2 separate regions of the Homo sapiens genome follow, and region 2 is linked to region 1. Evidence: read pairs that join two places in POLR2A ChIA-PET (ENCODE). Cell type or tissue: B cell. All regions are shown on one strand. Links, peaks and the distances in the headings refer to the core of each region. The heading gives the core; the rest is flanking DNA.

What was found. Peaks named below come from ENCODE experiments on the same cell type or tissue, not always from the same donor. Only the 100,000 strongest peaks of a DNase experiment are listed, where the experiment ranks them.
Region 2: POLR2A ChIA-PET joins it to region 1 with 5 read pairs; 3 of 35 experiments call an interaction of 5 or more read pairs at or near these places.

Annotation. Positions count from the first base shown.
Region 1 is chr22:22,620,760-22,626,136 of GRCh38, reverse strand. It overlaps IGL. Among named protein-coding and RNA genes, the nearest start is that of GGTLC2, 21 kb to the left of the region's middle. In B cell, for the core only: no CTCF peak of the experiment used is centred there; no DNase peak of the experiment used is centred there.
Region 2 is chr22:22,682,993-22,688,369 of GRCh38, reverse strand. It overlaps IGL and IGLV3-25. Among named protein-coding and RNA genes, the nearest start is that of LL22NC03-102D1.18, 26 kb to the left of the region's middle. In B cell, for the core only: CTCF peaks have their summits at 382, 583 (motif pointing right), 3,050 and 3,251 (motif pointing left); DNase peaks (open chromatin) are centred at 539, 1,061, 1,759 and 3,179; H3K4me3 peaks cover 776 bases; H3K27ac peaks cover 1,728 bases.

The DNA of each region.
Region 1 (5,377 bases), core at 97-5,096:
GACTCCATCTCAAAAAAAAAAAATTATTTGTAACAATTTTTATACACAACTTCCATTGCCAAATTAAAAACAACCAAGCAAACAAGGAAATAAGACAGCAGGAACAAAACTCAAGAGAAAGCACAGACAACTTTGAAAAAGGCCCATAGGATCTCCAGAATATAAAATCATCAGACCATGTACTTTAAAATAAATTCTTTACATGTGTATCAAGGATATAAAGAAATAATTAAGAATTTCATCAGAAAACTGGCAGCTACAAAAAATGGATGCACTAGGTGTGGTGACTCATGCCTGTAATCCCAGCACTATGGGAGGCTGAGGTGGGTGGATCACCTGAGGTCAGAAGTTCAAGACCAGCCTGACCAATATGGTGAAACCCCATCTCTACTAAAATTACAAAAATTAGCCAGGCATGGTGGCATGCTCCTGTAGTCCCAGCTACTCGGGAGGCTGAGGCAGGAGAATCACTTGAACTGGGAGGGGGAGGTTGCAGTGAGCCGAGATCGCACCACTCTACTCCAGCCTGGGCGACAGAGCGAGACTCCGTCTCAAAAAAAAAAAAAAAAAAAAAAATGGAGGCTGGGAGTGGTGGCTTAGGCCTATAATCCCAGCACTTTGGGAGACAGAGGTAGGCCAATCACATGAGGCCAGGAGTTCAAGACCAGCCTGGCCAACATGGCAGAACCCCATCTCTACTAAAAATACAAAAATGAGTTAGGCATGGTGGTAATCCCAGTTACTCGAGAGGCTGAGGCATGAGAATCCCTTGAACCTGGGAGATGGAGGCTACAGTGAGTTGAGATTGCACCACTGAACTCCAGCCTGGGCAACAGATAGAGACTCAAAAAAAAAAAGTCTCAAAAAAAATGGAATTAGGAACTCAATTTGAACAGCACACTAGACACAAACATAAAAAAAATAGTGAACTGGTATGTATGTATGTATGTATGTATGTATGTATGTATGTATGTATTTATTTATTTATTGAGACAGGGTCTCACTCTGTTGCCCAGGCTAGAGTGCAGTGGCATGATCTCGGCTCACTACAACTTCCACATCCCGGGTTCAAGCAATTCTCCTGCCTCAGCCTCCCAAGTAGCTGGGATTACAGGCACCCACCACCACGCCCGGCTAATTGGGAGATAGTTTGATACAAACTATACAAATTGAAGTACAAAGAGAAAAATAGATAGAACATACAGGAATGGATTAAGAGACATGGGGGATACTTTAACAAGGCATAAGTCATGTGAAATTGGAGTCTCATAAGGAGAGTAGAGAGAGGATGGGGAAGACGTAATACTTGAAGAGATAAAGCTGACAATTTTCTAAAATGGACAAAAAAGAATCAAGTCATGGAATGAAGAGCCACCTCAATGCATCAGTGTAAACTGCTCAAAACAAAGACAAAACTTTTCAAAGCAGCCAGAGGAAAAAAGATACTGCCTTCAGGCCAGGGTTGGGGGCTGGCTCATGCCTGTAATCCCAGCATTTGGGAGGCTGAGGCGGGCGGATCACCTGAAATGAGGAGTTTGGGATCAGCCTGACCAACATGGCAAAAGTTCATCTCTATTAAAAATACAACAATTAGCCAGGTGTGATGGTGGACACCTGTAATCCCAGCTACTTGGGAGGCTGAGGCAGAAGAATCACTTGAACCCAGGAGGCAGAGGTTGCAGTGAGCTGAGATTGCACTACTGCACTCCAGCCTGGGCGACAGAGTAAGACTCCATCTCAGAAAACACAACAACATAAAAAGCCATTGCCTTCAAATGAGCAAAATTAGATTGAGAATTGGCTTCCCAATAAAAGCAGGAGAAATCAGATACAAGGAATCATGTTTTCAAACTGAGGAAAGAAAATATCTGCCAACCTAGAATTCTATGCTCACTAACAATATCCTTCAAAAGTGAAAATGGCTGGGCATGGTGGCTCCTCCCTGTAATCCCAGCACTTTGGAAGGCCGAGGCAGGTGGATCACCTGAGGTCAGAAGTTCGAGACCAGCCTGGCCAACATGGTGAAACCCCATCTCTACCAAAAATACACAAATTAGCCAGATGTGGTGGTGGATGCCTGTAATCCCAGCTACTCAGGAGGCTGAGGCACAAGAATTGCTTGAACCCGAGAGGTGGAGGTTGCAGTGAGCCAAGATCTTGCCACTGCACTCCAGCCAGGGTGACAGAGCAAAACTCCATCTCAAAAAAAAAAAAAACAGGCCAGTCACGGTGGCTCATGCCTATAATCCCAGCACTTTGAGAGGCCGAGGTGGGCGGATTGCCTGAAGTCAGAAGTTCAAGACTAGTCTGACCATCATAGGGAAACCCGGTCTCTACTACAAATACAAAAAAATTATCCAGGCATGGTGGCATGCACCTGTAATCCCAGCTCCTTGGAAGGCTGAGGCAGGGGAATTGCTTGAACCAGGGAGATGGAGGTTGCAGTGAGCCGAGATCATGCCACTGCACTCCAGCCTGGGCAACAGAGTGATACTCCGTCTCAAAAACAAACAAACAAACAAAAATTAGCCAGACGTGATGGCTAACACCTGTAATCCCAGCTACTCAGGAGGCTGAGACGGGAGAATCACCTGAACCCAGGAGGTAGAAGTTGCAGTGAGCTGAGATCCCACCACTGCACTCCAGCCTGGGCCACAGAGCAAGACTCGGTCTCAAAAAACAAACAAAAAAGTGAAAGTGGAATATATATGTGTGTGTGTGTGTGTGTGTGTGTGTGTGTGTGTGTATGTGTATATATGTGTGTGTGTATATGTGTGTATATATATGGAATATATATGTATATTTTGTCCATGACATAGCCCTCAGGAGATCCTTGACCATGTGCTGAAGGATATTTTTTCCCAAAGATATTTTTATAAATAAAAATAAAGGGTAACAGAAGAGGTAGATGTGTGGGTAAATCTAAATGAATGTTATTGGTATGAAATTACAGTAGTATAGAAAATGATATCTTGTGGGGTTTAAAATAAATAAAACATACTGAAATATGTATGGGTACAGTTATATATCTGGGATTTGCACTGAAATAATGTGGGGTAGAGGGAAGCAGGAAAGAGTATACATGAAATGAGCTTGGCCATAAGATTGTTGTTGAAATTGAATGGATACTCGGGGCTTCATTACACAATTCTCTTTACTCTTACATAGCTCTACACTCTCAACATAAATAAGAATAAAAACACAAAAAACACACAGATACATCTATGCACACACATATGTTTAAAATACACAAAAATATTAGCATATAAGTCACTGGGGGTAAATTTAGTTCCTGTTCCAAGGTTCTTCTACTGACTAGGAAGAGGATAGAAGTACTAACTCATAGGCTGGGCGTGGTGGCTCACGCCTGTAATCCCAACACTTTAGGACGCCGAGGTAAGCAGATCTCTTAAGGTCAGGAGTTCAAGACCAGCCTGGCCAACATGGTGAAACCCTGTCTCTACTAAAAAAGAATACAAAAATTAGCCGGGCATAGTGGTGCACACCTGTGGTCCCAGCTACTCAGGTGACTGAAGCAGGAGAATTGCTTGAACCCAAGAAGTGGAGGTTGCAGTGAACCAAGATTGCTCCACTGCACTCCAGCCTGGGCAGCAGAGGAAGACTCTCTCTGTCTCAACCACAACAAAAAGTACTAGCTCATGTTAGGCTTTGATAAGTGAAGGATGCATGTTGTAAGCTCTAAAATAATCCACTGTCATCTTTTAAAATAACTCTAAGACTGCACAGTTATGAAACTAATAGAGAAGGAGGAAATTAAATAATAAAAATAATAAATCCAAAACAAGATGTGAGAGGAGATAAGAAGAAATAGAATAGGCATGGAAAACAAATTGGTGGTGGGTTTCAACGTAAATAAATCATTAGTTACATTTAAAAGGACAATAAAAATTAAAATAATTGAAAATAAAGTAAAACCCAACTAATGCCTTTTATATAAGGATACAGAGAGGTAGAAAATAATGAAAAATATGTCATGCATGTACTAACCAAGAAAGCTGTATAACTTTTTTTTTTTTTTTTTTTTTTTTTGGAGATAGAGCCTCACTGTCTCCCAGGCTGGAGTGCAATGATGTGATCTTGGCTTACAGCAATCTCTCCCTTCTAGGCTCAAGCGATTCTCCCACCTCAGCATCCCAAGTAGCTGGGACTACAAGTGTGCCAACTTAGAATTATATTAGCCACACCCAGCTAATTTTTGTATTTTTTGTAGAGGCAGGGTCTCGCCATGTTGCCCAGGCTGGTCTTGAACTCCTGGGCTTCAGTGATCCACCCACCTCGACCTCCAACAAAGTGCCGAGATTACAGCCATGAGCCACCATGCCCAGCATAACTATTTTTAATGAAGTAGACTTTAAGAAGAAAAGTATTATTAGAGGTAAGAGACACATCACGGAAAAGAAGAATTTACTAGGAGCCAGGCGTGGTGGCTCATGTGAGGCACTTTGTGAGGCCAAGGCGGCGGATCACCTGAGGTTGGGAGTTCAAGACCAGCCTGACCAACATGGAGAAGCCGTGTCTCTACTAAAAATACAAAAATTAGCCAAGCATGGTGGCATATGCCTGTAATCCCAGCTACTCAGGAGGCTGAGGGAAGAGAATTGCTTGGACCCAGGAAGTGGAGGTTGAGGTGAGCTGAGATTGTGCCATTGCATTCCAGCCTGGGCAACAAGACCAAAACTCTGTCTCAAAAAAAAAAAAAAAAAAAGTAAGTTACTAGCTAGTTTCAGTAATTCTTAACATCCAGGAAACTGGATGTGAAAGCTTTTCAGAGAAGCTAAACCAATAGGTTATACATAGAGAGATTTATTTAGGAATTGGCTTACATAATTGTGGGGACTAGCAAGTTTAAAATCTGTAGGGCAAACCAGCAGGCTATAAATTCAGGTAAGAGTTGATCTCGAAGTCTGGAACCTAAAATCTGTAGAGCAGTCAGCAGGCCAGAAACTCAGGCAGGGTTTGTGTGTTACAGTCTTGAAGCAGAATTCCTGCTTCTCTGGGAAACCTCAGTTTTTGTTCTTAAGGCCTTCAACTGATTGGAGGTGGCCCACCCATATTATGGTGGGTGATCTGTTTTACTTAAAGTCAATTGACTGTCAGTGTTAATCACATCTATGAAATAACCTCCCAGCAAGATATTGACAAGTATTTGACCAAACAACGGGACACCATAGCTTAGCCAAGTTGACACATAAATTAACCATCAGGAGCAAGTAGAATATCCAAAAAACAACATACTAGGGGTATTATATCTTATATAGCTATTATAATTATATAAAACATATAATTATAGAATGAAGATATTAAGATAACCATTAGAACAAAAATATAAACTTTTCTTTCTTTTTTTTTTTTTTTT
Region 2 (5,377 bases), core at 231-5,230, 62 kb before region 1:
CTGTCCATGGGCTCATCAATGTCGATTTCCACTAACTGGAGCTGGCCTGGCTGTAGCCACTGCTGAGTGACCATCTGCCAACAGCAGAGACTAACACAGAGATCCCTATAGGATGACTTTCTCTGTGGAAAACAGCCAGGGGCCTGCTTAATATTAATTTCGTTTGCACTCTTCCATCATGGCAGGAATAGCTCTTTTTTCTTACTAGAATTGACATTTATTCTACAGAGGATTTGCTTTCATTGACAGCAATGCTTCTGCCAAAACTGTTGTCTCTGGATTACAGAATGACGCACCCATCATGATGGTATTCCACAGGAGGTTCTGACCAAGGAATTCATTTCACTGCAAATAAAGGGCTATGGGCCTTTTCTTCTGGCAATCAAGATTCTTACTCTTGTCCCAAACATTCTGAGACATATGGCTTATATGAATGGTTTAATGACTGCTTGGAGACACCATTACTGCACCAGGCAAGTGGCAAGTATGTGTAGGGCTGGACAATGTCTTCCAGGATAGGGCATGTTCTGTGCATCAGTGCCCAATAGATGGTGCTGTTTCTCCCACAGTCAGGATCCATGAGTCCAGAATCAAGGAGTAAATTGTAGTGGCTCCACTCAAAAATGTCTTCAGTGGTCCATTAGCAAAAATTTAACATTCTCTCCTCCTGATCTCAGGCTCTGTGGGTCTGGAGGTCTTAGATGCACTAGAGGAATGCTTTCCCAGAGGATACAACAATGACTGCATTCAACTGAGACCTGAGAGTTCCCCATGTCCCTTTGGACATGCCTGCATGGATGTCTCCCTGTGTCTGTCTTTCCAGTCAGACCCTCCATCGACAACTCAAACCCCAGGCAAAGAAACACAGGACAGCCTGGCCTGCCAGGCACAAATCCACTCCAGACTGACTACTCTGCAGTGCCTGCCTGGAGGGCTGGAGGGAAGGGCAGCCTGGGGGTTCAGATTTGGGTGAATTTGGCCAAGCCTACTCATGGCTTTGTCCACAGTCCTCCTGGGGCAGGAGGAAGAGGATGAAATAGAGGGGGAGGGGTTTATGTCTCACTTCCCTGTCTGCTTGTGTCACTGTGGGATAAGTACCACTGCTGTCTGCTGATTGACAGTAATAGTCAGCCTCGTCTTCTGCCTGGACTCCACTGATGGTCAACGTGACTGTTGTCCCTGAGCTGGAGCCAGAGAATCGCTCAGGGATCCCTGAGGGCCTCTCACTGTCTTTATATATCACCAGCACAGGGGCCTGGCCTGGCTTCTGCTGGTACCAATAAGCATATTGCTTTGGCAATGCATCTCCAGAGCAGGTGATCCTGGCCGTCTGTCCTGGGGACACTGACACCGAGGGTGGCTGTGTCAGCTCATAGGAGGCCTCAGAGCCTGCAAGGAAGAACAAGAGAGGGGGCTTGAAGACAAAGGACCCATTCCCAGGAGTCGCACCCAGAGGCTGTGTCTGGGCTTTGCTCGGGATTCAGGGCAGGCTCAACTTGGGATCTGTGGGGAATAAGACTGGAGCAGGGCCTGGAGCAGGGCCTGGGGACAGCACCTGTGCAGAGAGTGAGGAGGGGGAGAAGTAGAGGGATCCAGGCCATGGTGAGACACCCAGAGTTCTGCCTCCTGGACCCACAGCACAGCTAGGCTCCCCAGGCCTCTCTTATTCTCTCTCAGGCTTTTTAGGGTAGTCAGTGTTTGGTGTTTATGCAAATTTACTTCCTCTGGGACTCCTCCTGGAGAGATGTCACCCAAACCAGCTGTGGGGGCAGCACAGGCGACAAGAGGAAGAAGAAGAAGCAGGATCTCTGGTTAGAAAATCAGCTGCAGCCTTGAAGCCCTGTGATCGCAGTCACCTTCTTGGGAATTGACTTCATGACCACTGTCCCAAACCTCGTTGACCTGGGGTCTGTCCTGGGCCAGGCTCAGCAGAGCTGTGGACCTTCCAGGAGTTTGGCCATGGGGCTGAGCTGGGCCCTGCCGAGAGATCATGCTGACACCTGACTCAGCAGCAGGTGGCCCAGGGACCCATGATCTTCCTCCCCCTGGTCCCTCAGACTCAGTCCCCTCTTGTTCATTTCATCTAAATGCTGTGCTGTGTCATTGGGACACTTGCTGATTATTCAGTGGGAATAGTTGGGTCATTTAAGCAACCACACACCCCTGTGGAGTCAACAGGGCCTCTGGTCTCATTTCAGCCATGGTGCTGCTCCTTCTATACCATTCCCTCATTGCCACAAGAGATAAGCAATTGGCACCCTCAGCTCGTCTGTTATTTATTTATGTTTTTCTCATCAATGTTTTATGTAAACTTGCAAAAAGCAGCAGAAAACCATAGTGGACTGAGAATCTAACTTTAGGCCCCATGGATTCTGTCACGGTTCCAGGGTCCCAGGGTCCCAGGGTCCCAGGGTCCCAGGGTCCCAGGGTCATGGTCTCTGCACAGCATGTGAGCTCCAGAGGATGGGTGGTCCCTGGTTACTCCAGCCAGGTTCCTGGTTATTGTCCTGTCACTGAGCATGGACAGGTCCGGGGTCAGAGCTGTGGCCTGAGGCAGGTGAGAATCCCCATCCCTCTGGAGAGTGTCTCCTCAATGAGGCTGGTGATGCCCCATGCAGGGACCAGGGCCCCAAATACTTCACGCCACCCACCTGAGACTCCCCTAAGCACAGGAGCTGCCCTTGAGTCAGAGTCTGCCTGGAGCTGGAAGGAAAGGCAGAGGGAGGGTAGGCAGGGTGTATCTGGAAGTGCCCACGACAGAGGGCTCAGCTCCCCAGGACACTGCTGGACAGGGCAGGACAAGGCCCTGAGAGTGGCAGGAGGCTCAGGCAGCCATCCTGGGTGAAGAACCCAGGCCCTGGGAACCCCGTCACCTCACACTGTGCCCCTCCTAGAGCACCTTGACCTCGGGACTTCTTCCAGGGAATCCCCTTCCTGAGGAAGCTGCCCAAGCTGACACCTGGGCCCAGCCTCTTCCAGCAGCATTTCCCAGGTGAGGCCTTCACTGTGCCAGGCTTCTGTCAGTGTCCTGGGGTAACACTATATGAGTCTGACCCTCAGAGCGTGGTCACTGCAGCCTGAGGGGATAGGATGAACTGTCTTCACTTTCAGTCTGAAGACTGATTCTTGGACACCTGTTGAACCTCAGGCAGGCCTTCCTCTTTTCCCCGGCTGGGCAGCCCCAGCCTCTCTCCTCACTGCTGCTGGCTGCAGCTCTGCTGCCCCCAACTGGTGGAGGAGACTCAGCCCAGGAGCTTTTTCCTTCCAGGTGACCCCACAGCACCTGTCACCTCAGAAGTTGAGGACCAGAGAGTCCAGCCCCATTCTGTGCCAGTGTGGCCCAATCTGCCCTGCCCAGCCCACCACAGAGAGGTCACACATGCAGTGCAGGGATGTGGGGCAGGAACAATTGCTACAGAAGTGTCTCAGGGTTGAAATGCCCTACTCTAGTGGTTTTGTTCCGTCAGGACTAATTAGAGTAAGTCAACTGAAGCTCTTCTGCCAAGCTTTCAAAGTCCAGAGAGACGTGCGTGCCAGGCTTTCTATGCACTTAGGAAGCAAACTGGTGCACCTCCCACCCAGTAAGAGCAGCTATGATTCACTGCAATCACCGCATGTTTCTGGCACTGCAGCTTAGTTGTGAGCTAACATCACCATCGTTGGCAGATTAATTTCATGTTTATGTTTATTTCATTCCACACTTCTCAGAGTTTCTGCAGGGAGGATTTCCATACTAGCCTAGTCTGTTTTCCTGATGAAACTGGGACTCTCCTGCTTATTCTTAGCTGGCAGCTGCTGTTCCCACCATATAGAAAGCAAGCTCTTTTCGAGTCCTTTTCTTGGAATCTCTGCAGAGGAAAGACAAGAAATTCCATGTCTGAAGCCCACTGAAGCCCATTAAATGACATCCCCCCATTCGCATGACTTCCATTGTTTTTCTATCTTTTAATTTTGAATGAAGAAAAGTGCTTCTTCAGTTCAGTATAAGCCTCCTCACTTCGCAGCAGGTAACACTGTGGCCAAAAGAAACTAAGTGGCTCAGGAGAACAGAGAGCAGTGGGGGCAAGTCCAAGAGCCGATCCAGGTGTCCTGAGTTATGAACCTGGGCCCTTTGGGGCAGAGCTTAACCAGGGTGGGGAGGGACGGGGCATGAGGGCCAGGCAGGCAGCAGGGCTGTGTCCCATGGACACACTGCCATCCCCCGTCATGGCCTAGCCATGCTGAGGAGCCCACCTCAGCCTGCAGAGGTGGGGCCTGTACCCCAGGTTAGCGCTGGAGGATCTGTGGGGATTGGGGGCTGCTTTGAGTGTAGGGCCTGGCCTGGGCTGCTGTTTCTCTCTGCACTGTTGCCTGCTCCTGAGCAGTTGGAGGGACAGATGTCTCATGGCCAACTCTACTGGAGGTACCTGAGTCTTTAAGAGACTACAGAGCCTGCAGGTTGAGGAGACTTTAGGGCTTATTCTCAGGGTCCCATCTCCTGAAGCATCACCTGGGCTGAGCTCAGGGTCAGGACTAGGATTAGGGTCCTGTGGGGGCTTAGCCTGGGGGAAGCATCTGTGCAAAGAGTGAGAAGAGGTGGCAGGCGAAGGGTCTAGGCCATGGGGAGACATCCCAGAGCTTTGCCTCTGGAGCCCACAGCTGAGCCTGGTTTCCTCAGGTCTTCTCCATACTCTCAAAAGTCCCCATGAAAATGCTCCCTCCATTGGGCTCGACTGGAGAGAACTTGGCAGGCTTCAGTGTGGGCGTCATGGGTTTGGTTTATATGGAATTCTTCTTCTTCTCATATATCATATGAGAGTGATTGTCACTGTTTATTTGAACAATCTTAAAGGAATGACAGGAATCCCATACCCAGGGTTGTCTGTGAAGCTCACAGGAGTGGGAAGGTGTCTCCGTGTTGCCAGGGCCCTGGCCATTGTTTTGTCTCAGTCTCCCTTTCTGCTGCTCTGTCAGGACAAGACAGGGGCATACATTTGGCCCACCCTGGACAAGGTTCTATATAAGCATAACAATATTTGATGACACTGACTCAGCACTGACTATGGCCCATGCCTTGCCTGTTTGTAGGCCTTGCGCATATGAACTCACTTAACTGAGAAGCATGTGTCAGGGAGGAGGTAAGTGAGGAAAATAGAAAAGTTGTGAATTTGGGACATTCGATACTTGAAGCACTCCCTGGCAACACTAACATGCACATGTGCACACATGCACATGCACTCACACACAGGCATATGCATTACACACATGCACACACAGTCACACAGCATATGCATTTACACACATGCACACACACATGCAAGTGCACACACACTCACACACACATGCACACACACATAGCATATGCATTTAAACACATGCACACACACAGGCATATACA